Linked DNA regions of Mus musculus: regions 1, 2, 3, 4, 5 and 7 are each linked to region 6. Evidence: chromatin loops called from intact Hi-C (ENCODE). Cell type or tissue: heart. All regions are shown on one strand. Links, peaks and the distances in the headings refer to the core of each region. The heading gives the core; the rest is flanking DNA. Region 1 has its middle 12 kb from the start of Gm41046. Region 2 overlaps Mast4 (microtubule associated serine/threonine kinase family member 4). Region 3 overlaps Mast4 (microtubule associated serine/threonine kinase family member 4). Region 4 overlaps Mast4 (microtubule associated serine/threonine kinase family member 4). Region 5 overlaps Mast4 (microtubule associated serine/threonine kinase family member 4). Region 6 overlaps Mast4 (microtubule associated serine/threonine kinase family member 4). Region 7 overlaps Mast4 (microtubule associated serine/threonine kinase family member 4).

Region 1 (4,361 bases), core at 194-4,193, 430 kb after region 6:
TGTTAAATAACTCCCAAAGTCTAGAAGCTTCATTTCCCAGTCATGTAAGATGATTGCCTTCTAACTCAATCTCTCTCTCTCTCTCTCTCTCTCTCTCTCTCTATATATATATATATATATATATATATATATATGTATGTATATGTATATATAATTTTTTTCTCCCCCAAATCTAAGCATGCTTATCTCTGATTAAAGTGAAAAGGGCTTGTAGCTTTTACACAATTATCCTAGTTAAGAAACATGACACCACCCCCCACCACCACCACCAAAAGGAACTTTTGGAACTATATCCTACGAATATGTAGCAGGCAAATACCAAATGCTCAGCCTTCTGAAGCCAGTGGCTAACTACACATCACACACCCCATCTGATGCCAGATAAGCACAGCATCCTGACCCAGCCCATCCCTAAGACTCTTGGTATTCTCTTTCAAGAGAGAGAGAGAGAGAGAGAGAGAGAGAGAGAGAGAGAGAGAGAGAGAGAGAGAACGAATAATCTAACATCATTAATGCACAAGAAGCAAACATTCTAGGTCATTTATAATTCTTTATGATTCTTGAGTAATGAATCCAGGAAGGAAAGTGGCCGGACATTCTAAGTGGAGGTGAGGTGTGGGGTGGAAGGACACAGGATGGGGGTGGGGCAGTCATTAGCGCAGTCAGGTTTGCTCACCTTTGTGGCTTCACCCCCAGAGCTTTTTCTTGTGCTATTTTTGCTTATAACCCCCACTGTTCCCTCAGAGAGTCCTCATTTTGCTCAGGCACACATAAGGACCTGCTGCCCACATCAACATATAAAAAGAGAGAACAATATTATTAAAAAAAAATCTGTTATTACTTCCATTATCTACATTTTGCTTTTTAGAATTTGTATTTCTAAATTTTCTTTGTTTCTTTGTTTCTCTCTCTCTCTCTCTCTCTCTCTCTCTCTCTCTCTCCCTCTCTGTCTGTCTGTCTGTCTGTCTTTGGTTCCTAAGAAGTAGACAGTAAGACTGAAGGAGCTGAAGGGGTTAGCAACCCATAGGAAGAACAATATCAACCAACCAGACCCTCCCCCCACAGAGCTTCAGGAACTAAACCACCAACCAAAGAGTAGACATGGAGGGACCCATGGCTCCAGCTGCATATGTTAGCCTTGTCAAACATCAATGAGAGGAGAGGCCCTTGGACCTGTGAAGGCTTGATGTCCCAGTGTAGGGGAATGCCAGGTCAGGGAGGTGGGAGTGGGTGCGTGGGTGGGGGAACACCCTCATAGAAGCAGGGGGAGAGGGGACGGGATAGGGGGTTTCCGGAGGGGGAACCAGGAAAGGGGATAACATTTGAACTGTAAATAAATAAAATATCCAATAAAAAGAAAAAGGAAAAAAGAAAAGAAAAGAGAGAGTGGAAAAAAAGAAGTAGACAGTAAGAGTTGCTGTAAGAATTTAGAACCTGCCACACAAGCTACAGAACTGGCACACAACTGGGTGAGTGGGCAGGAAGGCTCCTTTCTTCACGCACCGTGGGACCAAGCTGGAGAGAAGCAGGAGTAAGAGGAGAGAGAAGAGAAGGAAAATATAAGATCACTACTTTTCTTTGAACCAAGAGGATCCAAACCACCAGGAAAATGCCTGAGTTGGGTAGGAAGGCAAGTATCCCCGTGGAGAGACATGGACTGGAGGGCCCTGGGGCAGGTAGAGAAAGGAACAGCCTCCGCAGGAGCCTGGAGAGGGCTGCTGTCTTCTCCCAGTGTGTTCCTACCTCTGTGTTTCATTTAATTTTCTCTCAGTAAGTGGCAAAACACCTCCCAAACCAAACCACGCAGCGAAAGGAAAGAAGGTGAAATTTAATATGCTTTATCTCAAAACAACATCAAAATGTTACATAAATCAATATAAAATCAGCATAACTCATACAAGTATGAATCAAGCTTGTTGGGAGGGTAGATCTTTCCAAATGTGGTCAAGATGGTAACTCTGAGGTGACAGAAGAGCTACTGAGGTGGTTATAACACACTTCTATGTCAACCTCAGTGGTGACTTTGCCATTTACAGCATAGCTTAACTTCATTATTTTCAATGGAACTGTCTGTTAATAGAATTCGCAGTTGAGGAAGTAGGTTGTCAGACTCCTGTGTTCATAGCCAGGTTGATTTAAAGGTTTTTAAATACCCGAGCTGAACATCTGCTGTTGTATTTAAATTACTTTAATTCATACGAATGAATTAAAATCCAACTTTCAACTTTTCAGAGGTGCTCAGAACACCCAGTCCCCCATTTCGCCTGCTTGTGGGCTGAGGTCAGAGTAAACCCCAACCTGTCTCCATCCTCTGTTCAGGCACAGGACTTAGTTGAAGTTTGGCTTCTGAGCACCAAGTACAGTAGGGTTTATTTCTTCGCAGCATGCAGCTGCCACCTAGTGGCCACTTTCTGAATGTCACATGGAGATTACCAGGAGAACAATCATGGCACTTCAGCCTTGCTCTGAGGACCAGGAGACATTCCTCTACTGGGGACCTGTGTGGCACTGTACTGCTGATGTGTCCTTGTGGCTTGAAGGCTGTATTAGCAACTTCTGGAGACTAAGAGATGACCATCATTTTCCATACCCCTAAGGTGTTTGTAGAACAATGAATATACCCCAATATCCTCCATGCCCCGGAGACAACTCCGTGCAGAAGTTAAAGTCACTACTCTCCTCTGTGCTAAATTCTATTGCAGCTTCTGAATATTTTGTTTGCTTGAAAATTTCCTTCTATTAGTAGTAAAACTGGTGACATCACAGGCCTGCCTTTCCTCATAGTGTATTAGGAGTCCGTCCAACAATTATGGTTGGGTAAATGGATGGACTGTCTAGCTACCAGTTCCTGGTCCTTTCTAGAACTAGTAGTACTTTTTTTTTAAGGGTTTATTTATTTTATATATGTGAGTACACTGTTGTTGTCTTCAGACATACCAGAAGAGGGCATTGGGTTCCATTACAGGTGGTTGTGAGCCACCATGTGGTTGCTGGGATTTGAACTCAGGAACTTCAGAAGAGCAGTCAGTGCACTTAACCGCTGAGCCATCTCTCCAGTCCAGAGTTGTGATTCTTTGAATGCAATTTTTGTGTATCTGGCAAAAAATGCCCTTCAGCAAATTTGCATAATTAAAAAATCTTTATAAGCCTTATTACCTTGCTTTATCTTGACATCAGTGTATATTACACTGTCCTTTAGAAAAACAAACAAGCATAATGTTCTTTGCCTCAGAAATGGGGATGGGGGTGGGATAACTCCTGGTGGCAAAGACAGGCTTTTTTTCCCCATTTGTTCCACTATCTCCGTACTAACATGTTTCACAGATGCGAAAGTAGTCACTTCCTTCCCTATCAAAAAAAAAAAAAAAAAAAAAAGTTCCAAATACAAAATAACGCGCCCAAATTTTAGAACTTCAAACCACATTAGATTCACCAGTCTCTGCTTTCTGAGTTTGCATACAACTTGAGCAGCTGCCTCAAGCTCCTGACACCAGGACCTCCCTGCCAGGAAGGGCTGTATTATTTAATGAACTGTGGGCTGACATAACCTGGCTCCCCAACAACCTCTCCAAAACCCTTAAAAGCAAACAAACACATGAACCCCTACTTTAATATGTTGAGTATTTCCTGTGTCCTGTATAATGAGCATCAACTAACTTGACCAAAACTACTCTTATTAAGGTCAACATTTAATTGGGGCTGGTTTACAGGTTCAGAGGTTCAGTCGATTATCATCAAGATGGGAGCATGACAGCATCCCGGCAGGCATGGTGCAGGCAGAGCTGAGAGTTCTACATCTTCATCCAAAGGCGGCTAGTGGAAGACTGACTTCCAAGCAACTAGGGTGAGCCCACACCCACAGTGACACACCTATTCCAACCAGGTCACACCTCCAAATGGTGCCACTCCCTGGTCCAAGAATATACAAACCATCACATTCCACTCCCTAGTCCCCATAGGCTAGTTCAAACACATGAATGTATGGGGGGCCATATTTAAACACAGAATAATGCAAAATGCATTTAGTCCAACTTTCAAAGTCCTCATAGTCTATAGCAGTCTCAACAGTGTTAAAAGTCCAAAGTTCAAGGTCTCTTCTGAGATTTATCCAATTACTTAACTGTAATCCCCAAAGAAAGACAGGAAACCAGCTGGGCAAACTCCAAACTCTGCATCTCCATGGCTGATGTCAAAGCAGTCTTCAGATCTCCACTCCTTTTTCATCTTTGTTGACTGCAACAAACTGCTTTCTCCTAGATTGGTTCCACTCCCTGTTAGCAGCTTTCCTCAGCATGTATCCCATGGCTCTGGCATCTTTAACATCTTGAGTCTCCAAGGCAATTTCAGTGTTACAGCTTCTT
Region 2 (4,361 bases), core at 82-4,081, 300 kb after region 6:
AAGATACACAGATGGCCCCATAGACCTGAGGCTGAAGGTAAAGGAATCTAGGGTCTGCTTTTATGGCAGGGTGAAACCAAGTGAGAGGGGGAAAAAAATGAAGTTTCGATCATACCTAGGTAGGCAGCCCAGGGAGCGAAGCTATAAGTCCAGGAATGGTTAATGGAGGCTTTGGCAATGGCAGCTTGGATGTCTTTGAAGGGCAGAGTTAAATCAGTCTTCTCAGTCTGTCTCTGGCTAGCTGTCCTCAAGCTTGAAGATCATCATGTGTGTTTAAGAAAATGGCACTGGCTTCCTAGCGGCCGCCATTTTATGCTTATCTCCCGGCTCTCCTTTTCCCCCATTTTTGGTGTTTAAAAGTGCACTCTCTGTTTCCACTCACCACATGAACCCTCAGCTTACGTGTTCTCTGTACAGAGAAGACAGGCTAGGGATCGGGCCAGGTTCCCTTGGTGTTATTTTCTTCTTGTGAATGAGGCAGAAAGGACTGTGGTCAGAATGTCTTGGCTTCAAGCAAGCAACTGTTTTTGTTACAACTAATAATTTACTGGTCGTTTGCTCTCCATGGTGTACAAGCAACATGAATATATTCCCAAACTTACAACAAACAGTAACAACAAAAAAACCAACCCCAACCTCTATACAATGATTCCACGCATTATGTTACCCCCTTAGGAAGCAAGGGCTTTTAGCCATCCTGAAATTATTGAGCTTTTTCACAGAATGCAGAGGGTGACACACACGCTAAATTAGGAGTGGGGGAAATGAATGCTGTTGAGAGAAATCAAAATAAGTTAATTTGCTGTGTAGATAAACAGACAGAATGAATCCTGGATTACTGGACGGCAAAAGCAAAATCCATTCCTCCAGGGGCCCCGGGAACAGCAGATGTAAAGACATGATAAATTTCACTGTGGCAGGGGGACTGCTCCTTGCCTCTCTATAAAGAAACGGCTTCTCAGCGCTTCCCCGTTGAATGGCTTTGATTGTGCTGTCATAAAGTTAATAGCATCTGTTGAAGACAACACTATAAAATTTGCAACCTTAAGTTAATTGAAAAATTTCAGTGGAGATGTAGCCAGTGTAAGAAGTCCTCGAGGTAACACTAAACTTACAGTCCTTTAGGTGTTAGGCTGTTTCTTCTTTAGCACACTAATAACAAATCGTTTACCTCCCGCAGCTGGGCATTCCTTATAGCTGACTACAGTGGTCACTCTCACTGAGCCAGTGCCACAGCAGTGGTGGTACTATTGGGGATGAAGGGCATCTTCCCCGATCTATCTCTCCACTTTTCAAGAAACTACAGAGCTACTTTGCAGCCTTTTCTCACCTCCTTCCCGAAACCAGCTCCATTCCCAAGTGGTCCTCCCACAATGCAGCGCGTCTCATTAAATATGCAGGGGAAGCAGCGTGGTCTGGAGTGTCCTGAACTTGCCCTCGCCAGCTGCCTGCCAAGCCTTGTCAATGATCAGCAGCAGGTTGAGCCGGCTGATGGAGAAAGTAACAAGCCCCCAGGGAGCTGCCCTCCTTCCTGTGCTCCTTCTCGGCCTGTGGAGGACTCGAGGAGAGGCGAGTGCTGCCATCTCCCTGTGGCCATGGCTTTTAGAATCTTCTGCCTGGCCAGTCACATTCCAGCCGCTTAGAGACATGGGGCTTGCTGAAGACAATATTGGCGAGGGTTAATCCTGCCAGGTTCTTCCAGCCATGCTAAGATAGAGCCTGAGACATTTTAGAAATAGGTACAGATGGCTGGATTCTCCTTCGTATTTTATTAGTCTTGACACAACTCTCTTTTAAATGTATGCCTTGGAATCCAAGCCTCCCCCTTTCAAGACTTTTTTTTTCTCTTTCTTTCATATCAAGGCTGCCTGCCACAAAATAAAATGCACCTCCTAGGACAGCCTGAGCTTCCCTCCCACGTAAATGTTAGCTTCTGAAGATATAACACTGAACGTGTATGTGCTCATTATTCCACAGACCAACCTGTTTAGGTTATAGTGGTGACCATGTGTATTCCCTTGCTTGGCCCACTTGGAAGGCTGTGCTGGAACTTGGTGTTCTCCCACCCCCATCCCCACCCCCAACCCCACCTCGACTGCTTCCCAGATCCCTGCTCGAGGCAAAGCTGAAACATTATTAGAGGAAATGCTATTTTGTAGAACTGTAAAGAAACTGATTACTGGAAAGAAGATTCTGGATATGGATAATGGTACAAAAACAAAATGAGGTTGCTCATTTCTCTTTCTCTCTCCACAGGAAATAGCCCTCAAGACAGTCCAAGGAATTTCTCCCCCAGTGCCTCAGCCCATTTCTCATTTGCGAGGAGGTAAGGATGGCCATTTGAGTGGGACATAAAGTGGTCCCTCGGGATGTCTCTGCTCGAGTCCCCCTCCCCCGCCCCCCCCCCCCCACACACACAACCCCCTTCCTCCTCCCACCTTCTCTTTCAGGGCTCTGTCTTGTGAGAGCCTTTTCATTATCACATAAAGCCTTCTGCAACCAAAGGACCTTGTTACATTGAACACACTGGCTTTAACTGTTTCGTGATGACTTCTGTCTTAGCATTAGAGAGTTCTCCTGGTCCTTTGCTAAATGTGAGCCCCTGTGAAGGCAGGGAGGTCCTTCTCTCTGGGTTTTCTCCCATCTTTAGAGCAAGCATGATTCAGCCTGAACAGATTTTTACTGACCTTTTTTTTTTTTTTTTTTTTTTTGAGATGTTGTTATGCAGGCAATATTCATCTATGTCCTGGTACAAGCTTTTGTTTTTGTCATATGTTGTCCTTTTTGTAAAAATGAGACTCTGGGTTACAAGATGTGAACTTGGGAACAATTGAATGACAGAGCTAAGAAATACTTTGTTTTTTTTTTTTTTTTTCCAGACAGGGTTTCTTTGTGTAGCCCTGGCTGTCCTGGAACTCACTCTGTAGACCAGGCTGGCCTCGAACTCAGATATCCACCTGCCTCTGCCTCTAGATGCTGGCATTAAAGGCGTGCGCCAATATATCTGGAGCTCTCTTCTACTACTGTTATACTTAGAATTAGGCAGCAAATGCTTAGGCGCTATGCCTCTGCTCCTAGGGAACTGAGTTAAGAGGAAGTGTCCTTACTTGACACCTTTAACGTCCAAGCTTTTCCCGGGCTGGTCCCCTTGCTGTAGCCTCAGCCCTTTCTTCTGGATTCTGAATTAGTATGTTTTTCTCAGTCAAACATCCTTCTCTCTTCTCACATATGTGGCTTGCTTCCTCCACCCAGGAAAGACAGATTGCAAAATGCCCCTTCAGGTCTCCAAATATTCAGAATAAATTTAGTTTATGGTCTGGATGTCCCATTGATTTGTAAGAATTTCTCACAGACTTAATTATACCCCAACGTGAATTCAGATAGCATGTCCCAAACCATATAGTTCTGTCTCAGAGTACATGCCTTTGTTCCTCTACACATCACTAATGAGCACACTTGTCAGCGTGTGATCCATTTTATGTTCTGAAATCCTAAGAAAAGGAGTTTCAGAGCTCTGTATTGTAATTAAGATTCCAGCAGCATTTTCCAGAACTCTGTATGATTAAGAGTCTACACTAAGTCCCAATCCAAGGAGAATGTTTGTTCTCTCATTACCGCAGTCATTTCCCATCATATGCTCAAGGCCGCTCTGAATCCCACGCGGGCTGAGTTAGAAGAATGATTAAGACAGCATCTCAAAGAGCTTGCTGAGACCTACACCTGGATCTTCTCTGAGATCCAACTCTTTTTTTTTTTTTTAAATTAAGCTTTTCTTCTAACTATTATACTGCAAAAGAAATGCAGAAGGTAACTGGCCCAGAAAGTGTGTCTGCCCAGTGACTGTTAGTTCCTGATGGTTCACTATTCCAAGTAGGGAGGAAAAACTTTGAAGGTCGATAAACAGAGTGCCCTCTGTAGTCCAAAATGGAGTGTGGGTGCGTCCCACTACCCCGAGTCATAAGTGCAAATCATTGCAGTGTGTATGAAAACATGACCTAAGCCACAGTCCCTTAATCCTGCCAGATTTATAAAAATGAAGAGCATCTAATAATTATGTGGGAGACTGAAGGACAGATGAATCTGGCTTCTGCGCTATGGGGAAAAAAAAGCACAACCTCCCAGGCATGTTAATTTTTGACAAATAAACCATAAACCGTGACGGGATTATCACTGGAGACCCTCAGTTCATGTTGCATGAACTACCAGCTGGGACTCCTTCCACACTCTTCAGAAACCATTAATTTTGATTAGAACCTGAGTGATTTGTGTTAAAATTTTCTTCAGGTAAATAGAACCTTGGGTTCACTGTAAGAATTCAGATCAGCACTTTCTACCTAACACCTGCCACTGCCTTCCATTTT
Region 3 (4,361 bases), core at 160-4,159, 310 kb after region 6:
CAATTAAAATGGTCAGGCTGGAATCAGAGCATTCATGCTTTTTTGTGTACTACACAAAAGTAAATGTTTTGTGAGTTGGCCCCACCCACCTCCAATCTCTTTGTGTCCTATATTCTCAGAGGTGTTTCCCTTCCTCTTTGATTTGACGCAACATTGAGATTTCCACCTGGAAAGAAAAGAATCTCCTCAGAATCTTGTTGCTTTGGGAAGATGAGGACGTTGTCTTTGAATCACTACTAAACAGAAAAGACAGCATTGTTAGTCAGATCCAAGTTGTGCCTGTGTGATGTCTTCCATGGGAAGGGGGCACTGTCTCCACTCAGTACTGCATGTAGCATATATAGCAACTTTCTGATGTGCGGTTGTCATGGCAACGAAAAATGCAATGGTCCTTTTGCTCCATTTGAGTAAACAGACACAGGCAACTTAGGGAAGTTTATGAGACATGAATTATTTCTGGTTGATGGCTGTACCAAGAACTGAGCACACTCTTGTTTAAACATCTTTCCAGTTGTGTGTTTTCTGGACTAAGCAAATGTAATTCATACTTCAGAATTAATAAGAACTTGTCTCCTCTTGGAACTGCTCATCCATCTGAAATATGTCTGTGGGTACCTGAGGGAAAGGGGAGTTAACGAATCACAAAACAACCCATGCTGGGGAAATGAGTTCCTCACTCTTTCCAGAGTCTAGTTTCTGATAAGTGCTATGAAATGGACTGATCAGTTCTTTTAAAAAAATCATATCCCTTTCTTTGTTAAATTAAAAGTGGTTAAGATAGAATACTCAGGCATTGCTTTTAAATATTTTAATAGGTAGCTAAATATAAGATCTGCCTGTGTCCCTTTAACTGGTGGTTGTACCTTTTATGTGCATGCTGTAATTGTTTTCCTTAGAAATTTCAACATTTTCATCTACATAAAAATGTTCTTAAACAAGCACATGATTTAATCACCCCAATTACTTTTCTCTGGTATATTTATAAACATCTCATTTTGCTTCTTCTTCTTCTTCTTTTTTTAAATACTTGATTTCAATTGTACTCCAATCATGGCCACAGAAATGACAGGTAAATTTCACTAAAATCTTAGCATTGTAATCACTCTGTGATGTGTCTGCTTTGCCTCCATCTTGTTTCTGTGGACCATTTGCGTTTATTGGAGGTGACACCACCGTAGCCTAGAAGACCTGCCTTGAACTATCAGGCTACAGTGGCCATTTTCCATATGGGCATCAAAGTGTGGTTTCTCAAACTCGTCTGATGCTATCCAATTCCCTGACTTCAGCTTCCTGTGAGCGTGTCTGTGTTAGACTTCCTACGTTGCTGTCTCCCCCTTGGTAAATGAACAAAAGTGTGAATTACAGAACGTCTCAACATGATCCTGTCTCTAAGACTGTAGTGCAGCTTTTTAATAATGTGGTTTTTCTGTTTTGCCCCTCGGAAAATTTCCACGTCTTTGTTTTTCCTCTGACAGTTTATCATACATACATACATACATACATACATACATACATACATATACAGTATGATCTTACTTTAAATTTCGAATAAAGCTCTAGAATAACAGAAATCCCTGGAAATTTGCTCTGTGGCAGCCCCTTGCCCTCCCAGCAACATGGCTAATAACTACTGCATCGTTTCACGTCAGACCCCTGTATTGGTCCTGACTGAACCCACAGTCCAACTCCATTTAGTCACCATTCAAGGACAAAAGCCATTCTCTTTAAGGACCCTGGCTGCTTGGACTCTGAGGCTGGAGCAGGTGACTTCACTCTGTGTTCATTTCCATTATGAGTAGAGGCGGTTTCCTCCAGCCGTTTGGGTGACTGGGCAGAGCTTGCTGCAGGCTCAGAGACTCAAACAAAGATGACCTTTGCACCAACATTATATGAAGCCAGGTCATGTCAGAACGCAATAACTCTCCAAAGCCTGAGCTTCAAGCTTTCTGACCATAAAGCTACTTGCTACTTCAGAGTGTGACGTAACCAGGAGCCCAGTGCCCCCCACCACCTCTGTTTACAATAAGAAAAACTACATGCTTAGAAATCCCAGGTGAAAAACCTCCTGAAGGCCCTGAGCGTGCCCCAGGGTCTTGCACCCTGATGGAGTCTGGGACCACGTTGAGATCACTGGGCAGTTGTCCTTTCCACACAGAACACATTTCCTCTCCCTTTCTGCTTGCACTGCTTCGAATCTGCTGAGTCTGACCATTGTAATTATCCCCGGTATTCATTTTGTCAAAGTGTATTAGTGAGAGATCAATACTATGGATCAACCCATTCACTTTCTACTTGTTTGGGTGTATTGATTCCTATTAAATAAAAGGCAACCTGCTGTATAATGTTTGTTTACCCTAACCCAGGCCAAGCATTCTCACATCCTCATAGACTATGCTTATGTCATTTGATTAAAGATAACCTAATTCCCTGGGGGTTCTCTGGGGTTCCCTGGTATCAGCACTTCCACATTTGACCTAACCGAGCTCCCTTTATCCACAGAACGGATGGGCGCCGCTGGTCTCTGGCTTCTCTCCCTTCCTCAGGCTATGGGACAAATACCCCAAGCTCCACCGTCTCCGTAAGTGCTTCATTTTTCTCCTCACCTCAGAACCACAGAACTAATCTATGCTCTGTTTTTCTCTGGGTGGTTCCTGATGGGGGAAGGAAAAGGCAAATTCCACATGTCTCGTCGAATAAGATATGTGTCAAACAATGGCCTAACAATGTAGAAATGGTACAGTTTCTGGAAGCTTCCAAACTACAGAGCATAAAAGTCTAAGGCCCAGGATGACACGTTTGGAGGATGAGAGCCTTCATCTTAATACCATTTGATGTAGTTTGGGGAAAACAACACAGTCTACATTCAGTGTTGGCGCTCCATACCGGATGTGTGCGTGAAGACTCCGTTCAACTTTGATGGACTCGCTCTTCTCTTGTGTGTGGCTGAGACAGAAGTTTGTTTTGTTTTCTCTTTCCTTCGAAGGATGCCCTCCCTCACACAAAGCCATAAATTTGTCTCTACCCTAACAACTTAAAAACAAACAACAACAACAACAAAGGAACTTAGTAAGTCTGTGGAAGGGGATAATGATAACATTTCAACCCCCGGCCTAGCAGTTACTGAATACTGTTCAGTAGATTAGATACAAGCCTACCTGGTTTAAGTTAGAGGAGTTTCTGTGACCACGGAGCTCTGAGAACCAGGTGGTGGTTTAGAAAGACCCAAGAGGTCACACAGTATTCAATGAATGCCTAACAAGGTGGTCTGGATGCCCTGTATCCAGCAGCCCAAACCGTGAAGCCTTTTCTAATTCAGTTCCCTCCTCATTTTGTCAAAAGCCACAGTTTATTGTTTCGGACTGTCCACCCCACAGCATTGTGCTCAGTGTGCAGCCACTGATGCATGTTGAAACTGATAAGAAACTAAAACTTGTGAGATGAACTAACTAGTGCCCCCTCCTCCTTACGCTTGTGTTTGCAGAAGCTTGAGTGGAATGTGGGGTTTCTAGGGCACCTCTAAAATCAAATTGTTAACATCTGTTGGGTTCGCTTTCTATCTCTTAGAGTAGTGCGTGGGGAGAGGCCCTCTCTTTTCCTGGCTCTTTTCCATTTGCTGTGCTGTGGGAGTTTGCTGTCCGTTTGGAGCCCCTCCCCCACCCCCGCCCACCCCTGCCATCCTGGGTGTCATCAGTGGATAAAATTGTTACTAAGTACCACTGAGATTCTACTTGATTATTATGGCAGCTGCCATTGCCGGCGATTTCAGATGTGAAAATGTAGGACCATACATTTTCAAAATGTGTGCTGAAACGGGATACCTCCCAGAGGAATTGAAAATGTTTTAAGTGCTGCCATTCCCTAGACCCTTGGGTCCCTTTAATTAGAACCAAGCCACAAATAAACAGTACTGATTCCTGGCTCTGTGACTTCCTTACCCACACGCCTCCTCACACTAAAAGCTTAAATCCATGGCTCTTGGCTATAGCACCGTTATCACCGTGTATCGCCCTCATTCAGCGTTAATAACAACTCAGGTGATAAATCTCTCCTGGTCATGAATAGCAGGAGAGTACAAGATGCAACTTTTTTTTTTCCTAATAATCACACATCATTTTATTAACATGAGTTATAAAGGGTGAGTATACTGAATCAGACCATTGAGTCTAAATAATTTTTTAAATTATGTTTTTGTAATATTATAAAACAAGCACTAGTCTATGTCCTTGAAGTGGTTGAGCTTGTTGCATGCGTGTGACGTGTTCTGTGACACCACTGCTGTCCCTACCCCCGTCTTTTTAGGTCCAAAACCTAAAGTACAGAAAATTATTTGAGGGGCTGTTCTTTTATCCATACAATACTGC
Region 4 (4,361 bases), core at 106-4,105, 60 kb after region 6:
CCCCAGACTCCCACAGTGCGCAGATAATCCAGCAACCCAAACCTGCCTGTGAGGATACATCATTTGAACCTGCTGTAGGGTTTGAAAATCCTTTCTATGAATTCTCAGCAATTTCTCTCCTTTTCTCTAATGAGAATGAGGTTCATAAAACTTGGGCTCCCCTGCTGGGAAAATCAGCCCGGAGCTATCTCAGAGCAGATGGTCTTCTCTTTCCGCTTAGTGTAAACCTTTTAGGATTGATCCTTTTTCATCCTTGCCTACCTGAAGAATAAACATCTCTGAGACCTCAGAACCCAAGGTTGGAGAAGGAAGGGACCAGAATTCATAGCTGCAGAGATGGTTGTAAATAGAGAGTGGGAAATCACAGGACTGTGTTTCTTTCTGTCATGTCAAAAGAAAATAGATTGATTTTTTTTTTTTAAACATGGAAGGGATGGGTTTTAAATTATCTACAATTTGGAGCCTTATTATGCATGGAGTTTCTAGATGGTAATTAACACCTTTCTAGTCCTGGGAATTTTCAAGTGTTAAAGAGTAATTTCTTCTTTTTGGGAGGATGCAATACTCCTTACTATATTTAAGGACATAGAAAGACAGGGAGGGGATAGGAAGTTAGTTGCCATAATTATTCTGGGAATTGTTTTTTTAAGAAAACAACATGAAATGTTGCACTATTCGAACTTTTTTTTTAATAAAGGACTTTAGGGCTCATAAATTTCTAATAGAAATCTTTGAGGGAGTTTATAGTTTCTGTTTGTGTGCTCCTCCTGACATCAGCCATCTATCAGTGATCTTTGGTCCCAACTGAAATGAGCATGAATCTCATTTCTGAGACTTATTAACTGTGACCTGAAGCCAATCACTTAATCACTGCAGGTTAGCTTTCGCCTTCTCATTCACAAAGCAGTGTCGGTCACATCAGGATGCCTTTGAGGGTCTGGTGAGGTAGTGACCTCATGGTTAAAGCAGTTACTCAGTACCAAATTGTAAACGTCTTTTAAATTGGGATTGCTGTTATCATTGTTATTAGGTAAATGATTACTTAAATAGTTATTAGGTAAATAATAACCTAGTAGGTAAATTCGTATTGCTGTGACAAAGTACCAGATGGAAGGAACTGAAGGAAGGAAGGGTTTATTGAGGCTCATGGTTTAAGGGTCCCATCCATCGCGGTAGAGAAGTCATGGCAGCAGGATTATTAAGTTGTTAGGCATTCTGCATCTGCAGTCAGGGAGCAGAAAGCAATGTATGGCCACTTTCTCATTTTGATGCAGCCCAGGACTCCAGCCTATGAAATGCATCCATGACACTTAGGGTGAGTCATCCCACTTCAAGTAATGAAATCTAGACAGTTCTACAGTGAAAAGCTTGGAGGCCTATCCCATAGGTACTTGTAGATCCTATCAAGTCGATAAACAGCATTAGCTATCAGGTAAGCCTGGTCTACATTTTCTTGGATTTTCCTCCCTATTCTATAAAATAGGGGCTTAAGATATTGTGATCTTTGAGAAGTACAGTGGATTTTTATTAGTCTACCAGGATGTTAGGTGTGAAATATTATAATCTGCAGGATTTAACTCAATACCTTCAAACACATAGTTTAATTGGCAAATAAATTAAGCAGAGATGATAATGAATGCTGGTTGGCAGCGCCAGCAGGACTCTGATCATGAACAGGGACAGATCCATGAGTTCTGGTCAGAAAAGACTTGGAAGGTTAGGAACTTTTAAACAGCATCAGTGTCGGGCATGTGTGTTGCATGAGTCCCTGCAGTAGCTGTCAGTCACGGGTATGATAGCAGCCAGGGAAGAGCCATCATCCTTTTGGGACGTTTCCTTATGGTAGTTGCACTCCAGCTTTGAGAGCACAAAGAGCTATTTTCAGATTTTGTTTACTAGCTCTGAAGCCAAAGAAGGGCTAGTTAACTCCGGAGTCCTCTCCTTGACTCCCTCAGCCCTCGCCCAGTGCAAAGCAACAGTGGCACCATCTTTCTCAGGAAGAGATAAGCTGTTGAGAGGAGACAACGAAGTATTTTTAAACTGCTTGTAGTCTTCCCTTCCTGTAGTGATTCCTCCCTCTGCTCCTCCTCCTCCCCTCCCCTCCCTCTCCCATCTTATCTCATCTCATTTATCCTTCCTCACTGTGCTTCAGGCTTTTTGAGACAGACTCTTGCTAAGTAGCCTTGTAATTCAGGTTGGCCTCTTGCTCCCATTCCTGCATGCATGAGCCTCATACAGATATAAGCCATAATATTTAGCATTGTCCTTGACTCTTTCCCCTTAAGATTATACACATACATACATACATACATACATACATACATACACATATGCACACACATGTGTATATAATTTTATATTTATGATTGTTTGTCCGAATATATGTATATATACTGTGTGGTTTTTGTGACTATAGAGGTCAGAAAAGGGAGTTAGATTCCCTGCAACTATAATTACAGATGGCCATGAGCTGCTGTGTGAGTACTGGGAACCGAACCTAGGTTCTTAGAAAGAGCGACAAATGAATTTAACTACTGAGCCTCTCTAGCCTGTTCTTACCTACTTTGCTGCCTCCTGATGGCCATTACTAGCTGGTGAAGAGATGCTCTGCATTGATGGTACCCTTGGCATCTCTGGCAGTAACAATTACACTCTCTCTCTCTCTCTCTCTCTCTCTCTTTCTCTCTCTCTCTCTCTCTCTCTCTCTCTCTCTCTCTCTGTGTGTGTGTGTGTGTGTGTGTGTGTGTGTGTGTGTGTGTGTGTGTGTGTGTGTAGAACTCCCAGATAAATATAGTTTTATAAGGCTACAGCTTGAGAAATGTTGACAAACTGGAGCATCCTGTACAGAGCACTCCTAACGCTTAACAGCATCCAGGTCATGAAAGAGCATGACAGATAGCAGGCACCTCTGAAGAACACAGGAGACCAGCCCCCTCTTCTTTTCTCTGGTCAATAGCTTATGATCCTGAGGGGAAGCACTCTGTAAAAGATGAGGTTTTAAGGTGAAAATGACAGAAATTGCTGCAGGGTTGCCTTTTCTTGATCTTACCTGAGTCTGTCCCTTGCATCCTGAGAGTTGTGAACTTGGGAGGGAAAGTAGAGTCTCTTAGTGAGCAGGAGGCTGCCTGATGTCATAGGTGTGTTTGGTATTAGTCAGATACAAATAACCAGATCTGTAAATCTCTGCCATGGTTTAGATCAGAAGGAAAACATTCCATGGCCAGCACACAGTACTTTTCTCTCTCCTCTGGCTGTTACTCAAATCTGTGAGACAACTCCTGAGACATAGTTGTCAGCTTGTATGACAAAGCCCCACCACAAGGAAACTGTTTTCCCATTTCCCAGGTGATGAGATCCTCTGTGTCCAGACCATGTTCCATTTTGAATGTCTACTGCCTTCCTTAGAAACCTGTAACCAACCGTTCAGCAAGGATTCACTGCATGAGTTCAGTTGCTCGCCCAAGAAGCAGCAAAGAAGAAAGAGAGGCCAGGGTCAGAGGGGGTGGTTTCTGTCTTCAGCCATCATACAGTGTCTTGCCATCTTCCCCAGGCGTGCCGTATACCAGGAAAAGCAGGGCTCTTTCAGCATTTGAAAGCTAGCACATGTACGTCTGTCTCAGCTTACAAAGTTTGTTTCTGTTGGCATTAAAAAGACCTTCCTACACACTGATGGAGAGCCAAGAAGCATAAGTATATGATCCTGAGAAAAGCAAATGTGGGGTTGGGAAGACAGCAGGCACGGAGACCAAGTCTGATTCCCCAGCACCAACGTGAGAAGCCAGATGTGGGGTTGGAGAGATCGCTGCATAGGTAAGAGCACTTGCTGTGTCAGCATGAGGATCCGAGAAGAATCCACATAAAACTCTGGGCATGGGTATGTGCCCTGCAACCAGCTCTGTGTGAGGCAGACAGGTGGACCACTGGGGCTTGCCAAGAGCATCCTAACACTAGGGCGGGTAAGAGATGCTGTCTCAAAGGAACAAAATGGCGGGTAATAGAACACTACATCTGCTAGCCTCTTTCAGCCTTTATGCATGTGCACACAAGTATGAATACACCATATACATACACACTTGTGAATTCTCTGTCTCTGTTTCTCTGTCTCTCATTGTCTCCCCCCCCCCTCTCTCTCACACACACACACACACATGCACATACTAGAAACAGCAATATAATTTTTAAAAAGCCAGGCATGGTGACACACAATTGTAATCTCAGTCCTGGGGAGAGGGAGACAAGAGATATCCTGGACTCACTTGCCAATCAGCCTAAAAACTAATCAGTAAGCCGTAGGTCTCAGTAAAAGACCTCATTAACACACACACAAACACATGCACAGACATACACCACACACATATACA
Region 5 (4,361 bases), core at 89-4,088, 120 kb after region 6:
CTCTGAAGTTTTATATATATACAAATGCACTTAGCCAAGGGACTATATCTTCTAGGCTTCATTCTCAATACAATTATTTATCCTATAGTCAGAACATATGTACTGTATTCTGGACCATGAGAGACAAACAGAAGTTTCTGGCCAGAAAACCAGCTAGAGACCCTTTTCCCTTCCCTTCCCTTCCCTTCCCTTCCCTTCCCTTCCCTTCCCTTCCCTTCCCTTCCCTTCCCTTCCCTTCCCTTTTTCTTTCCATTCCTTCCTTTCTTTTTTCTTTCTTTCTTCCTCCTTCCTGTCAGTCAGTACATTTGTGTTGGCTGAGCCACAGCAGCCAACACAGGAAGTGAGCATGGTAGGTAAATTGGATCATTAAGAATGGTTGACTCGGGGACCAGAGAGAGGGTTCATCGGGTAAGAGCACTGACTGCTCTTCTGAAGGTCCTGAGTTCAAATCCCAGAAACCACACGGTGGCTCACAACCACCCTTAATGAGATCTGCCCTCTTCTGGTATGGCTGAAGACAGCTACAGTGTACTTATATATAATAATAAATAAATCTTTGGGCCGGAGTGAGTGGGGACTGAGCGATCAGGGCTGACTGGAGTGAGCAGAGGTCCTAAAATTCAGTTCCTAACAATCACATGAAGGCTCACAACCATCTGTACAGCTACAGTGTACTCACATACGTAAAATAAATCTTTTTTTAAAAAAAAGAGTGGTTGACTGGGGGGCTGGAGAGATGGCTCAGTCGCTAAGAGCACTGCTCTTCCGAAAGTACTGAGTTCAAATCCCAGCAACTACATGGTGGCTCACAGCCATTTGTAATGAAATCTGATGCCCTCTTCTGGGGTGTCTGAAGACAGCTACAGGGTACATACATATAATAAATTAATTAATTAAAATCAAAAAATGGTTGAAAGCTGAATAAGGTCTTTTGAATGGGATGTTTTGGTAGCCACCAACACATCCCTGGACTACCTGGATGCTTCTGAACTTCTCTTACATAAGAAAGCGGTGGTCTATTTAAACATCACATATTAGAATTACCAGTTTATTCTATATAGCTGTATATCTTAGTCAGGGTTTCTATTCCTGCACAAACATCATGACCAAGAAGCAAGTTGGGGAGGAAAGGGTTTATTCAGCTTACACTTCCACATTGCTGTTCATCACCAAAGGAAGTCAGGACTGGAACTCAAGCAAGTCAGGAAGCAGGAGCTGATGCAGAGGCCATGGAGGGATGTTCTTTACTGGCTTGCTTCCCCTGGCTTGCTCAGCCTGCTCTCGTATAGAACCCAAGACTACCAGACCAGAGATGGCACCACCCACAAGGGGCCGAAATTTCCCCCTTGATCACTAATTGAGAAAATGCCTTACAGTTGGATCTCATGGAGGCCTTTCCTCAACTGAAGCTCCTTTCTCTGTGATAACTCCAGCTGTGTCAAGTTGACACAAAACTAGCCAGTACACTGTACCTACCCCACAGAGAGATCTTCCCCACAGGAACTCCAGTCACTAGCCCGTAGAGGACTTGTACAGAGGAGGTCCAAGAAAAACGAACGGACCATATAAAGCGCTGGGCTGCTGTGTTCCTTGGCTTCTCTTCCCCAAAGCATCTTCTATGTGAGTTGGAGGAAAAGACTCTGAGGCCGTGTCCTCCTTAGCTGCTCATGTTTTGTATCCGGACTCCGTTTCCCGCCACCATAAATGGTGTTGGCATGGCCACTTCCTGCCAGAAAGCATCGAGTTGTGACAGCAGCAGCCTGTTGGCAAGGACAGCACTGTGGAGGACGCGCCACTGTTTTCTATCATTAGCTCACAGAGCAGAGAAGAAGGACAATCTCACTGGCTGTTGTCAGCCAAGAAGAACAGTCGTCTTGAGCTCCATTCAGCTGACCCCATGAGGATTTTGCTTTCCAAAAAGACTTGTCTTTATATTAAGTTGCGTGTTCCTTGCGTTTAGGCCAGTAAAGTGTGTGTGTGTGTGTGTGTGTGTGTGTGTGTGTGTGTAAGAGACAGGGAAAGATAGAGAAAGAAAGAGAGAGGTGAGAGAGAGAGAGAGACTATGAATAGAAAAATAGATGAGGAATGATCAGGAAACTTCATTTCTTCAAAGAATAAAACCTCTGAAAATAAACATTTGCATTTACTATGTGTTTCAAATGTCTAAGGCAGGAAAACACTGTCGTTGTACCCCCCACTGCCCACCCGCCCGCCCGCCCCCCAGAGTAGCCACACCTGGGCTCTCTGGGGCAATAGGACCCTGTGAGGAAACCAGAAGAGGCAGGGCTATTGCTAGAGTATAAAACCGTTCTTTCGGGACTGAGGTCATATTGTAGTCTGTGGAGGGGGACCCGCCCCACACAGCAGCACAGGGTAAATAAAGGTTACTGGAAAGCATCCCTATGCATCCTGAATTATTCATGCTTTTCCATAGCCTTGGATGCACAGCTATTCCCTGGAGATGAACAATTTCACGAGGACAAGATTTAGGGAAAATGGAGCTTCATAGAAATTATTTTATCTGTTCCTAAGAGTGGCATTGAGAGTCACAGTTATATGATTCCCTTACCCAGTATCTCCTGCTTAGGTCACTGATACGGCCATTAATATGTGCTATTCATACTCACCTGTGTCATAAAGGATATCATATCCCTCACTGTTGGACTTTATATCCTAGCCTCCATTCCTGTCTCCCTAGTTTTGCCCCCAGACTGTCGACTTTAGCAATTTAAGTAAACCTTGGTACTTACTAGGAACCCAGATTATCTGTGCCAAGGGAAAAATTTCTCTGCTGGTTTGCTAGAAGTGTACCGTATTTCCTATGTACCATATTTCTTGGTGTAAAGTGCACTCGATGGCATAAGGTTCATAGCCAGCTTGGATCAGTCTGCTTAGCACATTGCTGACAAAGCTCTCAGAACTGTTACTAGTCAGTAAGATGGGATTGGACTCACCATGCAATGGGTTTCATTTATTAATTATTTTTTCCATTTTCTTCAGTGATCTAGATGCTCCAAAGATCATTTGGGTTTTATTGCCTGTGTTCTTTCTCGTCTCTGCCCCTCTTGATCTACAGATCATACTGAAAGCGGAGCTGCCTCCAGGTAGCCAGGGGGTTATTATACATGGTGTGGAACAGCCAAGCACAGGGCTGCGAGCTCTTCCCATTGAAGTCACTATCAGAATGGGAACATTGACCCTGGTGATCTCTTTGGATAGTCTCACTGAAGTTTTAAAAGAATGTAGAGGGTCCTCTAAAGCCATGCTATCTGCGGGGTATTGTGGAAATTCTATAAAACAGGAGTCACCTCCATTATTTTGTTTCAAGAGGAACAATGAGGTGGTACAAGGACATCATTAATGCCCTCATGTCTAAGATATGTAACATGAGAATCCTTCTCAGTCGTCTACGAAATCTTAACCAGGGCAGGCTTTTTACAGACAAGCCTATTTGTCAGCCTGCAAGGTGTGCTTGGAAGAGCACGTGAGAAGTCCGCATTGGGAAAAGCTCTTCCACATTCATCAGATAGATCCAGAAACTTCATCAGCTTCTATGATGTCAGCCTTCCTCGGGAAAATGTGTTGCAGAGAAGAGTCCAACCCTAGAAAGAAATGTCACATTCTCTCCCCTCATTTACTTATAAGGTAGTGATTTCGTAAGGTCTCTTTCCTGTAAAAGACTCCAGGTGCACTATTTGGTTCCAGCAAAGAGGCAGGAACTCAGGTGGCAACCCCACAGGTCATGGCTGTCAGGGAGCAACACTGTTTCCCCAGGAACATCAAGAAGGTAAAACAGAGAAAGATGAAGGGAAATGAGCTTGTGTCAGGACTACACTTGCAGCTAAATGCTCCGCGTGGCAGGTTCTTGTTTACAATAGAAATGATGAAGGCCGGTCTGCATGCTGCTCTGACAGTTTTTTCCACCTTGGGCTCGGTAATTAGCTATGCATGGGTCACAGGCTAGCGATTAGTTCTGTTCCGCAGAGCATGTCTGCGATCTTTGATATCTACTTAGGCTATGTAAATAATGTGCGCCGGTTTTCTTTCCCTACCCTCCGACTTTTTTATTCATCTTGGGCAGAGTGAAATTTGCTATTTTCTCTGTGACACGCCATGAAATTTAGCAATTAAATCCTTTCATTTATTCATAGTCTTCATTTGGTTTAAGTAAGTCCCAACAAAACGTTGTGTTGAGCGTTTCAAAATAGTACCCCTTGCTTCTTCAGTAAAAGTAAACACAGCTTAGAACACTTATTTCTCATCGCCTGTGGTTTTTGTATTTTTTTTTTAATTCTCCTCTAAACAGGAATCATATTTTATAGCCAGCAGATCCTGGGAAGCCAGGGGTTTTCTGGCTCTTT
Region 6 (4,361 bases), core at 79-4,078:
AAGAGATGGTTTGTAAAATGCAGAACTCAAAAAATATATTCTCAAGGGCAAGAGGTTTGGTTTGGTTTGGTCAGATCTTTGCTCTGAAACAACCTGTGTTTCTTTTGCTGTCAGAAGACAGCCTAAGTTACTAAGAGAATATAGAAATGTTTGTGAGATGGGAGCCAAGGCTGATCTAAGAAAGGGGGGCTAGGAGGGGGACCCTGAGACCTTGGGATAGAAAGTTTGCTATGGAGGGCAGCTTTTCTGTGTTGCCCTTGGGTGGAGCACAGAAGGCTGTCTGCTGTGGAATTTATTGACCATGCTTGGTTGCTTCCTGGTCCTCCCTCCAGGCCCTGCCTTTGCTGTTCTCCCGTTTCTGTCATGGTGAAGAAGTGTATTATCCGTACAGAGTTGGTACTGATGCGGCGGCATGGTAAGGGCTAAGCTGATGCATCTCTGGATAAAAGGCTGGAAGTGCCTGACTCCAAACTCCAAAACAGAAGAATGCTGTCAGCCAGAACAGACATAAAAAAGCACTTCCTGGAGATTTGATTTATTTTTGGCATTTAAAGAGGGTTTTTCTCTTTTTTTATTGGAAGTGCAATTCCTAAAAGACTGTTCTAGGGTCTCTATCTCAGTATGCATTTATTGACCTTTTAGCACCTTGTGGGGGGAACTTTTTATCTGAAGGTGCAAGGTTGAAAAGCCATTTCTGTTTAGAATGTATGCATTTTCTCAACTACCTACAGTATTACAGAAAAAAATGTACACAATTGGTGGATATCTGGGGGGAAATTCTATTCTTACACTCTGTAGGTCTGGAAAAAACGTAGGAACTAAAATGCTGGAAGTAAACACAGGCAAATGTGTTTTCTCTTCCCTTAAGGAAGCGAAGAGAAATCAAAGGAAGCAATTAGTTAGAATACCTTCCAAGGGCATTGAGGGGTGTGGGGAAGAGCTGAGGTACAGATTTCATTTGCTCCATTGCCCATGTTCTCTGTGCTCTCCCTCCCTCCCTCCCTCCTCCACCACATCTCTATCTGCCTCTGCCTGCCTGCCCCTGTTGCTCTTTTTCTCTGTGTGCATGTGTGCATACTCAGAGAGAGAGGGGGGAAGGGAGAGAGAGAGAGAGAGACAGAGAGAGAGAAAGAGACAGAGAGAGAGAGACAGAGAGAGAGAGTGTGTGCGCAAAACACTCATTCCTGCATATATTTACAGAGGCCAGAAGTTGACATCTGTGTCTCTCTTAATCACTGTCTGCCTTAATTTTTGAGACAGAGTTTCACTGAACCTGGGGTTAGCCGGCCAGTAAGCTCCTGGGATGACAGAAGTGAGCTATGTGTCTGGGGATCTGCACTCAAGTTCTCAGACTTGCACAGTAAACACTTCTTTGTAGACGGAGCCATTCCCAGCCTCCAGCCTCCTCGTTGGACTTCTTGTGCTATTTCGGCTCCCTAAAGGAAAGGACGGCAAAGACAGGACTTTCCTCTGGTCCTGCTGCTGAACCTTGCAGCACTCTTCTGTATTTCTGCTTCTAATTTACCGAAGTAAAAGATATAGGAGATCAGAGCCTAAGAATGCCCTTTGTGAAACTATTTATTTGGGCTTCAGAGGGTAGGGCTCCTCTGTGGTACAACTCCTTCTTTGCTTTACTAAGCCTGGATTCAGTGCTTAGTGTACACACACACATACACATCTCAGATCCAACCAATTGAACAAACAGCTTCTGTGAACCGAGTAGCACAGGGGGCAGTGTGTGTGTGTGTGTGTGTGTGTGTATGTTTTATCCACTGAGAGAAAAAATGGGTAGTTTGGAGTCTGAACATTGCTTTCTAGTAGCATGAAACAAACTGAGTCCATGGTATGCAGTGTTTAGAGGGAATATCAGGTGCACATGCATGTGATAAACACACAGTAGGCACTGAACACCATACTCTGCATTGCTTCCGCCAGCCCGTGCTTTGTTGGAAGGACATAGGGAACATTAGACGGACTATTGGAGGGTCTTAACCTGCCTTCCTGGGCTGTTTCCACTAACAACAGATCTCTGCCTTCTGATGCCAGGCCTGTGGGTTAAGATGGTAAACGTGTTTGGCAGTGACAGACCATGATGCTCCCCTCCCCTCCTCACCGTTCTGTCAATCTCTCCTGACAAGAGGATCCCCAGATAGATTTTTAGAGTTCCGAAATGTTGTCAGAGCTATGGGCAAAATTATGCAGCCACAGAACCTGTTCCTGAGAGCCTTGTACCTCCCTGACAGTACAGCCCTTGGGATAAAGCTAACAGGTGACGACTATGTCTTAATGCTGTGAGATCTGTGTACCGTAAGTACAAAGAGACAGTCACTTTTGTCCTGGTGTCCACATGCTCTGCCCTCTTGTGGGTCTTTACAGAAATGTAAACACACAAGGGATGTATTTTCACCTCGATTCATCTCTAGTAACTCATTTAAGCCAAGCATTTTTAAAAGGTGGTTGGTGAAAGAGCCACTGTGAAGTCAACCGATGCAGTGGTTACTTTTGTCCACAAGGTGGCGCATCGGCCGATAGCCTTTGTGGTGGATACAAGCCAAACTGTTGCTTTCCCTTTTAAAGGATCTCTGATGCATGTGAAAGAAAGGTGCACTCTGTTGGCAAGATGACTCACCAAGGCACTGTGACTCACAAGCCATAGGAGGAAAAACAGTCAGAGCACACGAAACCATTCGTGAGAAAGCCAATTGGATAATCTGAGATTAAAACGCTTTTTGACGTCACATGGAGATTTTCTCCGTGGTAGTTGGCCTCAGATCACTGCTGCAAAGGAGAAAAAGGTGTTCCTCTCGATAGTGTTTTGAGCTTTAGGGAATAATGTGTGGACGATGCTTTTGTATCCTGGGTTTCCGTGTTTGAGTTATCACCGAAAGGCTGTATATATTTGAGCTGGAGAAATCCCTTCCAGTAACTTAAAAGGAATTGGTGAAACATGCTAAGCGTACGCTCCTTTTGAAGGAGTAGACTTTATGTTACTGGATGCATTATCAATAACTCACTGCATGTGTAATCAAACACCACAGCTAAATAACTCCACGGTGGGAGTGTATTAGTTGTGGCTTTTATGGAAAAACCGGTCAAAGGTGTTTCGTTAGAAGCAAGCAGTAGACATTTACCTTTCTCCCTGCGAGTATCCCTCCTGGAAGTGGGGCAGTGAAATCACTGGCGTGCATTTTAAAACTTGTGCTTCAGGCCCAAATAAGGGTGCTCTCTAGACTTATTTCTAATCAATTTTTATATTTTGTTATATTTTCCCTGGAAAGAAACCTGCTTTTTTTTTTTCCATGATTCAGGGTGAAGAATCTACCGTAGAATCTGATTTAATCTGTTAGTATTATCCTCGGGTAAAACAGCCACGATGTCCCCATCCAGTTGTGTCCTGTATTCTGCAGAGGACAGTTAAAGAATACAATTAACAGGCCGCTCACAGATAGCCTTACCTGCCGTCTCTGAGGAGAGCTCTGACAGGATTTCAAGGTTGTCAGGAGAGGTATGAAATTGTCACCAGAGTCTGGTGGCTTTGGAGAGACCCGGAGAAAGGAAAGATGAAGTTTACATTTAATAATAGAGCTGTGTAGTGTGGGTAGGAAGGGCAGAGAGGGCAGGGTGGCCCCACTCCAGTGACCTTGGGTCTGAGAGGAAGGAACGTGCAGAGAAAGTTTTGCCTTCCTGTGGCAATACTAGTCTTCAGGAGATGAGAGCCACCTTTTCCTATGGCCACAGGCCCCATGCGCCTCCTCCTTGCTGTTTCTCTCAGCCACGCCCCTTTTCTCGAGTGTTATGGTCACTCCCGAAGGTGATTGACAGATAGTGAGAGGGTCTTGAAGGCACTGAATCTTTTTTTTTTTTTTTTTTTTGGGGGTGTGGGCACTATTTCTTTTTTTTTTAATTTTTTATTAGGTATTTAGCTCATTTACATTTCCAATGCTATACCAAAAGTCCCCCATACCCACCCACCCCCACTCCCCTACCCACCCACTCCCCCTTTTTGGCCCTGGAGTTCCCCTGTACTGGGGCATATAAACTTTGCGTGTCCAATGGGCCTCTCTTTCCAGTGATGGCCAACTAGGCCATCTTTTGATACATATGCAGCTAGAGTCAAGAGCTCCGGGGTACTGGTTAGTTCATAATGTTGTTCTACCTATAGGGTTGCAGATCCCTTTAGCTCCTTGGGTACTTTCTCTAGCTCCTCCATTGGGAGCCCTGTGATCCATCCAATAGTTGACTGTGAGCATCCACTTCTGTGTTTGCTAGGCCCCGGCATAGTCTCACAAGAGACAGCTACATCTGGGTCCTTTCGATAAAATCTTGCTAGTGTATGCAATGGTGTCAGCGTTTGGATGCTG
Region 7 (4,361 bases), core at 163-4,162, 310 kb after region 6:
ATAACCCATCAGTCACAGAACCAGCAAGTCATAATCCAGGATATTAATATTTCTGTAGCAACCTGAATCAACATTCACACTAAGTGGATAGACGATTTTTACATAATTTCCTATCACATCAGTTGAAACTTTGCTACTCAAAATGATTGCTGGAAACTTATATGCAGAAGTGGGTTTGCAGATAGAAATGTGGGCAGAGAGTTACCTGTGAAGGTATAGATAAGGTAGAGGTGTGTGTGTATGTGTGTGTGTGTGTGTGTGTGTGTGTGTGTTTGTAGTTTGTTTTTAGTTTTTCACTTTGTGTGTAGTGTTTTTTCTCTTACGTTTGTGTATATATACATTCTGGTTTTAGTTTATCACACACACACACCCACTCTCGAGTGCATGTGCACACGTGTGTGAGTGTTTTAAGTTTGGCTTTCCCTGTGCTAGGGATCGGGCCCTGGTGCGTGTGAATCAAGTGTTCTCCCACTGAGCCACACCCTCAGCCCTCCGTGTAAATCTCTCCTGTTTTCCGTTACATCCCTTGTCCTTGCTGTTACCCCTGCTTCTCTCCTGCTTGATTTTTATGATTCTTTTCTAGACTTTCTGAATTGATTTAGTTCATGTGTTTTATTTCCTTTTCTCATAGTGGAAGTATTTTTAAGAGTGCCTGTTTACCCCGAATAAAGCTTCGCTTTATCTCATAATTCTCTCTTGTGTTCTCATTTTTATGGTTTATAAAATAATCTCATTACATTATAAAAATCCCTGTCTATCTTACTATGTACTTAGCAGGGCATTTTATAATTTCAAGGTGTAGGATATTTTCAGCTATGGTCATTAATTTCCATTACTACTGAACCACGGTACTTTACTATTTATGAAGTGCATTCTCTCGTAAGCACAGGGTTTTGTTGTTGGTTTTTTTGTTTGTTTTGTTTTGTTTGTTTAATGCAAAGCTCTACCTGAACTGACATTTTCAAATGACTAGTATCTTTCAAACATGTGCTTATTCTAGCCCTGTTTCCATGTATTCAAGAATTCTCAATCTCTTTTATTAGCATTGATTTGCTGAGTTTATCACTCACTAAACCTTGAAGCTAACAATTCCTTCGTTGCCCAGTTCCCGAAGTCAGGTTGTTTAAAAGTCACCTGTCCTTAGATGCTCACCTTCTCCATCACATTCCAGATGTTGAGCGATGATTTTTAAGAGGTAAATTTAGAGCAAGGAAGAGATAAAGCCCCAGGACCTCCACTTAAACTGTTCAGTGGAGAAGGGACGGAACATTCTTGCCCCATACCTGCCCACCCCCAAATAAGGAAAGGGAAGATACATACTTCTCTGTCCTTCCCTTGTGCCCATAACACACATGGGTGGCATTTGCATCAAAGAGCAGCGTGCTTTTATTGAGGAAGGTTTCATTACCTTTTTTATGACTTCACAGCATATAATCGTGTTATTTACTTACAAATAAAAGTTTTTTGCTGGGAACAGCAGCAGGAGTCTCTTCCTTGGGTTTTAACTAGCTTCTGTCCATCTCACAGGTTTGGTTTTTTTTTTTTTAACCCAGAAAGGACTCAGTCTTTGAGAAGCTGCAGTCAAATGGAGGGGCATCTAGAAGGCATGGTGAACGCTCAGAAGTCATGTCCTACACCTAGGCTTTAGTTGCTCTCATGAAACCAGCGTTCAATGGCCACATTGCCCAAGGTTGATGCTCTAATTCATTTCCAGAATTGTCCCTGGAAGTTTGTCTCCTAACTTTCCTCTGCTTTCTTTCAGTCATCCTGTTCTTCCCAGGAGAAGTTGCACCAGCTACCATACCAGCCAACCCCAGATGAATTACACTTCTTATCCAAACACTTCTGCACAACAGAAAGTATCGCCACTGAGAACCGGTGCAGAAACACACCCATGCGTCCACGTTCCCGGAGTCTCAGGTGTGTAGACCTGACCTACACTGCTGTTTACTGAAATTATTTGTGTTCAATCATATCTGTAATTTGCACGTATGTGCTCACTGGTTTGTGAATTGTCACAAATAGAAGTGTGGTATTCCACCTATCGATGACATCATTAATCAACCATAGAGAGGTATTATATTTCTTTTAAGTTTTCACAATGCACTAATTGTTATAAAAGCCATAGAGACTATAAAAAAAAAGTCTAGCCATGGTGCAAGAGCAGTTTATAGTATCATACAAAGACAGAGAAGTTTGTTGAAAAGGGTGTGGGGAGAATAAATGGAAAGATAGCTTCCCCAGATTTGATATTATAAAACCCATTGTAGTCTTCTTATTCCATCTTCCCATCTAAGTCTTATTTTCTCCGTAATGATGAGCACCTTCTTAGGACTTGTGGTGTCTAAGTTTTGTGGTTGGCAAATGCAGTCCTCTAGGTACTGAATAGGGCTGGCTTCTAGCCTTGCTTTGAACTGTAGCTGTCACAGTAATGTTTCCAGATGGAAGTATCTCCAACCAGGGGCCTTATCTAGGACATTTATGAGAGAGCTCCGCAGATGCTCATGAATAGAAAGAAAGGAGGAAGCAGGCCCAGGGAGGAGGAGAAGTCCCAGTTTAGTATGGGCCATCACCCTCAGCCCACTGCAGGCTGGGATACCTGTAGACTTATCCCTCTGTATATACCCTTGCTGCAGCTCGTTAGTCATTGGTCTTTTTTCGGCAGTAGCCTGGGAAGATCTAGTCACTATAGGAAGTTCCCTCCTGCAGCTGAGGCTATCCTGCAGGACAGATGGCCAACTCTAGACTTGTGCTGATGGTACACCCAGAAGCTGGGCAACAGGTCTTCTTAGTAGAGGGAATCAGGGCATGTGTCTCCTCGTCATCATGAGATCTCAGGGGGACAGAATGTATGTCCACCTGCTAAAGCTTTAGTCTTTAAAACTGAGCTTGCTTAGGTATCAGGTCAACATGGAAGTTTACTAAGAAGGAGTTTTCCTCTAGGTTTCCTGTTCATAGAATATCATAAACTAGTACCAAAGGAATCCACACTGTATAATTGCAGGATGTAGGAATTTATTTTGAAATCTAGAATAAAAGAAAATGTTTCCACCTTATCTAGAGTCACCGTGGTTTATTGAGAAGGTTCTGCTTTCCTTAAGAAGTATCCAGGGCATCTAGACTAAGCTATGTGTACCCAAGAATACAGCCCCCCCCCCAAACTATACAACTATCTTTACAGGAAAACAAAAAACGAAAACACAAAGTGGCAAACATACAAAAGCACACAATGAGTTGTATGCCTCTTTTCTTATCATATGTAATGCCTACCTCAGCATCCCAAATAAATATGTGTTAGAGTAGAAAATGGATTTCACCAGAACACCTGTGCCATGGCAGGCTCTCCGCCCTCCCTGGCGGTGCGTGGCAGAGCGCAGGTGTATGAGAGAAGTGTGAAATTGCACTGGTAAATACGTCTTGGATGGTGCTGCTAGTGGCCGCCCCGTTTTGTTTGATACCACAGTTCATTGATTGGTTGCCACAGCTACATAAGCTCATGCCACGTGCATGACATAGTCTCACTGCAAGGGCATCTTCAGCCAGGGTACCGTGACTGGAATTACTCTGTGCCATTGCACTCCTTAAGCTTGCATTTTACATCCTATCTATTGTGTTTGTGTGGTTTGGGGGTCCATGTGTCTATGCGCGTGCTAATGACTGATTTTTGTAATTTATCATCTGAACCACGACTTCTCATATGAGGGTTGCATAGTACTTCCGATGCAACTGACTGTTTATAAATAAAAGGCTTGTTTTCCTCTGATACTGTGGTGGGTTTAAAAGGGTAATTTGCTTTGCTTGCAGCCCTGGACGGTCCCCCGCCTGCTGTGACCATGAAATAATTATGATGAACCATGTCTACAAAGAAAGGTTCCCAAAGGTAATGGACGGAATTTAAGATGCCTGGCGTCTCAGTGAGTGGGCGACACGGGCTCAGCCTCTGTAAGGTGGTTTTGTTACAAGTGAGGGCCCAGCCCAGTAATGCTTTGTATTAAGCAGTACCATAGCCTTCCTAGAGGGAGAAAACCACTAAACAAACAAGAAGCGCACAACTGCTCTGCCTGATGGATGTTGCTGGCGTGTACTCCGTAGCAGGGGCCCTGGCAGGTCCAGGAGGAGGTCCTGGCCTCACAGGCACTATATCCTTCTGACTCTCTGGACTCATATTCCTCATCTGCTGCACAGCGTCAAGAGTGCACATGGTTTTCCTCTCGGAAGCCGGAGCTTGCAGTGGCCTGGACACTGGTTTCTTTCTTAAATCTATTTTTCCCTTCTCGTCTCCCTTTCTAAGCCCCTTCCTGTAGAAGCAGAGATACACTGTCGTGTTCCCCAACCCAGCTGGTAAGAGGAATTAGACCTAA

The links. Hi-C counts contacts between places; a loop is a spot of excess contacts. Peaks named below come from ENCODE experiments on the same cell type or tissue, not always from the same donor. Only the 100,000 strongest peaks of a DNase experiment are listed, where the experiment ranks them.
Region 1: it touches region 6 in a loop (5-fold over the local background); 20 of 42 quality-filtered maps call a loop at or near these places.
Region 2: it touches region 6 in a loop (2.7-fold over the local background); 16 of 42 quality-filtered maps call a loop at or near these places.
Region 3: it touches region 6 in a loop (2.3-fold over the local background); 14 of 42 quality-filtered maps call a loop at or near these places.
Region 4: a loop joins it to region 6, with 4 times the contacts of the local background. A loop is called at or near these places in 3 of 42 quality-filtered maps.
Region 5: it touches region 6 in a loop (2.0-fold over the local background); 2 of 42 quality-filtered maps call a loop at or near these places.
Region 7: it touches region 6 in a loop (2.1-fold over the local background); 3 of 42 quality-filtered maps call a loop at or near these places.

Annotation. Positions count from the first base shown.
Region 1 is chr13:102,676,736-102,681,096 of GRCm38, reverse strand. No RefSeq gene overlaps it. Among named protein-coding and RNA genes, the nearest start is that of Gm41046, 12 kb to the right of the region's middle. In heart, for the core only: a CTCF peak has its summit at 2,407 (motif pointing left); a DNase peak (open chromatin) is centred at 2,396.
Region 2 is chr13:102,808,466-102,812,826 of GRCm38, reverse strand. It overlaps Mast4 (microtubule associated serine/threonine kinase family member 4), which reads left to right. Exons shown (of 29, transcript NM_175171.3): 6 at 2,257-2,326. Among named protein-coding and RNA genes, the nearest start is that of Gm17160, 48 kb to the right of the region's middle. In heart, for the core only: a CTCF peak has its summit at 1,591; a DNase peak (open chromatin) is centred at 1,466; H3K4me3 peaks cover 839 bases; H3K27ac peaks cover 652 bases.
Region 3 is chr13:102,802,859-102,807,219 of GRCm38, reverse strand. Mast4 (microtubule associated serine/threonine kinase family member 4) reads left to right here. Exons shown (of 29, transcript NM_175171.3): 7 at 2,500-2,578. Among named protein-coding and RNA genes, the nearest start is that of Gm17160, 43 kb to the right of the region's middle. In heart, for the core only: no CTCF peak of the experiment used is centred there; no DNase peak of the experiment used is centred there.
Region 4 is chr13:103,048,434-103,052,794 of GRCm38, reverse strand. The region is part of intron 3 of Mast4 (microtubule associated serine/threonine kinase family member 4); the gene reads left to right. Among named protein-coding and RNA genes, the nearest start is that of Gm30050, 46 kb to the left of the region's middle. In heart, for the core only: a CTCF peak has its summit at 2,573 (motif pointing left); no DNase peak of the experiment used is centred there.
Region 5 is chr13:102,991,680-102,996,040 of GRCm38, reverse strand. All of the region lies in intron 4 of Mast4 (microtubule associated serine/threonine kinase family member 4), which reads left to right. Among named protein-coding and RNA genes, the nearest start is that of Gm30106, 86 kb to the right of the region's middle. In heart, for the core only: no CTCF peak of the experiment used is centred there; a DNase peak (open chromatin) is centred at 1,710.
Region 6 is chr13:103,108,276-103,112,636 of GRCm38, reverse strand. The region is part of intron 3 of Mast4 (microtubule associated serine/threonine kinase family member 4); the gene reads left to right. Among named protein-coding and RNA genes, the nearest start is that of Gm30050, 13 kb to the right of the region's middle. In heart, for the core only: a CTCF peak has its summit at 2,500 (motif pointing right); no DNase peak of the experiment used is centred there; H3K27ac peaks cover 1,425 bases.
Region 7 is chr13:102,795,605-102,799,965 of GRCm38, reverse strand. Mast4 (microtubule associated serine/threonine kinase family member 4) reads left to right here. Exons shown (of 29, transcript NM_175171.3): 8 at 1,763-1,920; 9 at 3,805-3,880. Among named protein-coding and RNA genes, the nearest start is that of Gm17160, 35 kb to the right of the region's middle. In heart, for the core only: no CTCF peak of the experiment used is centred there; no DNase peak of the experiment used is centred there.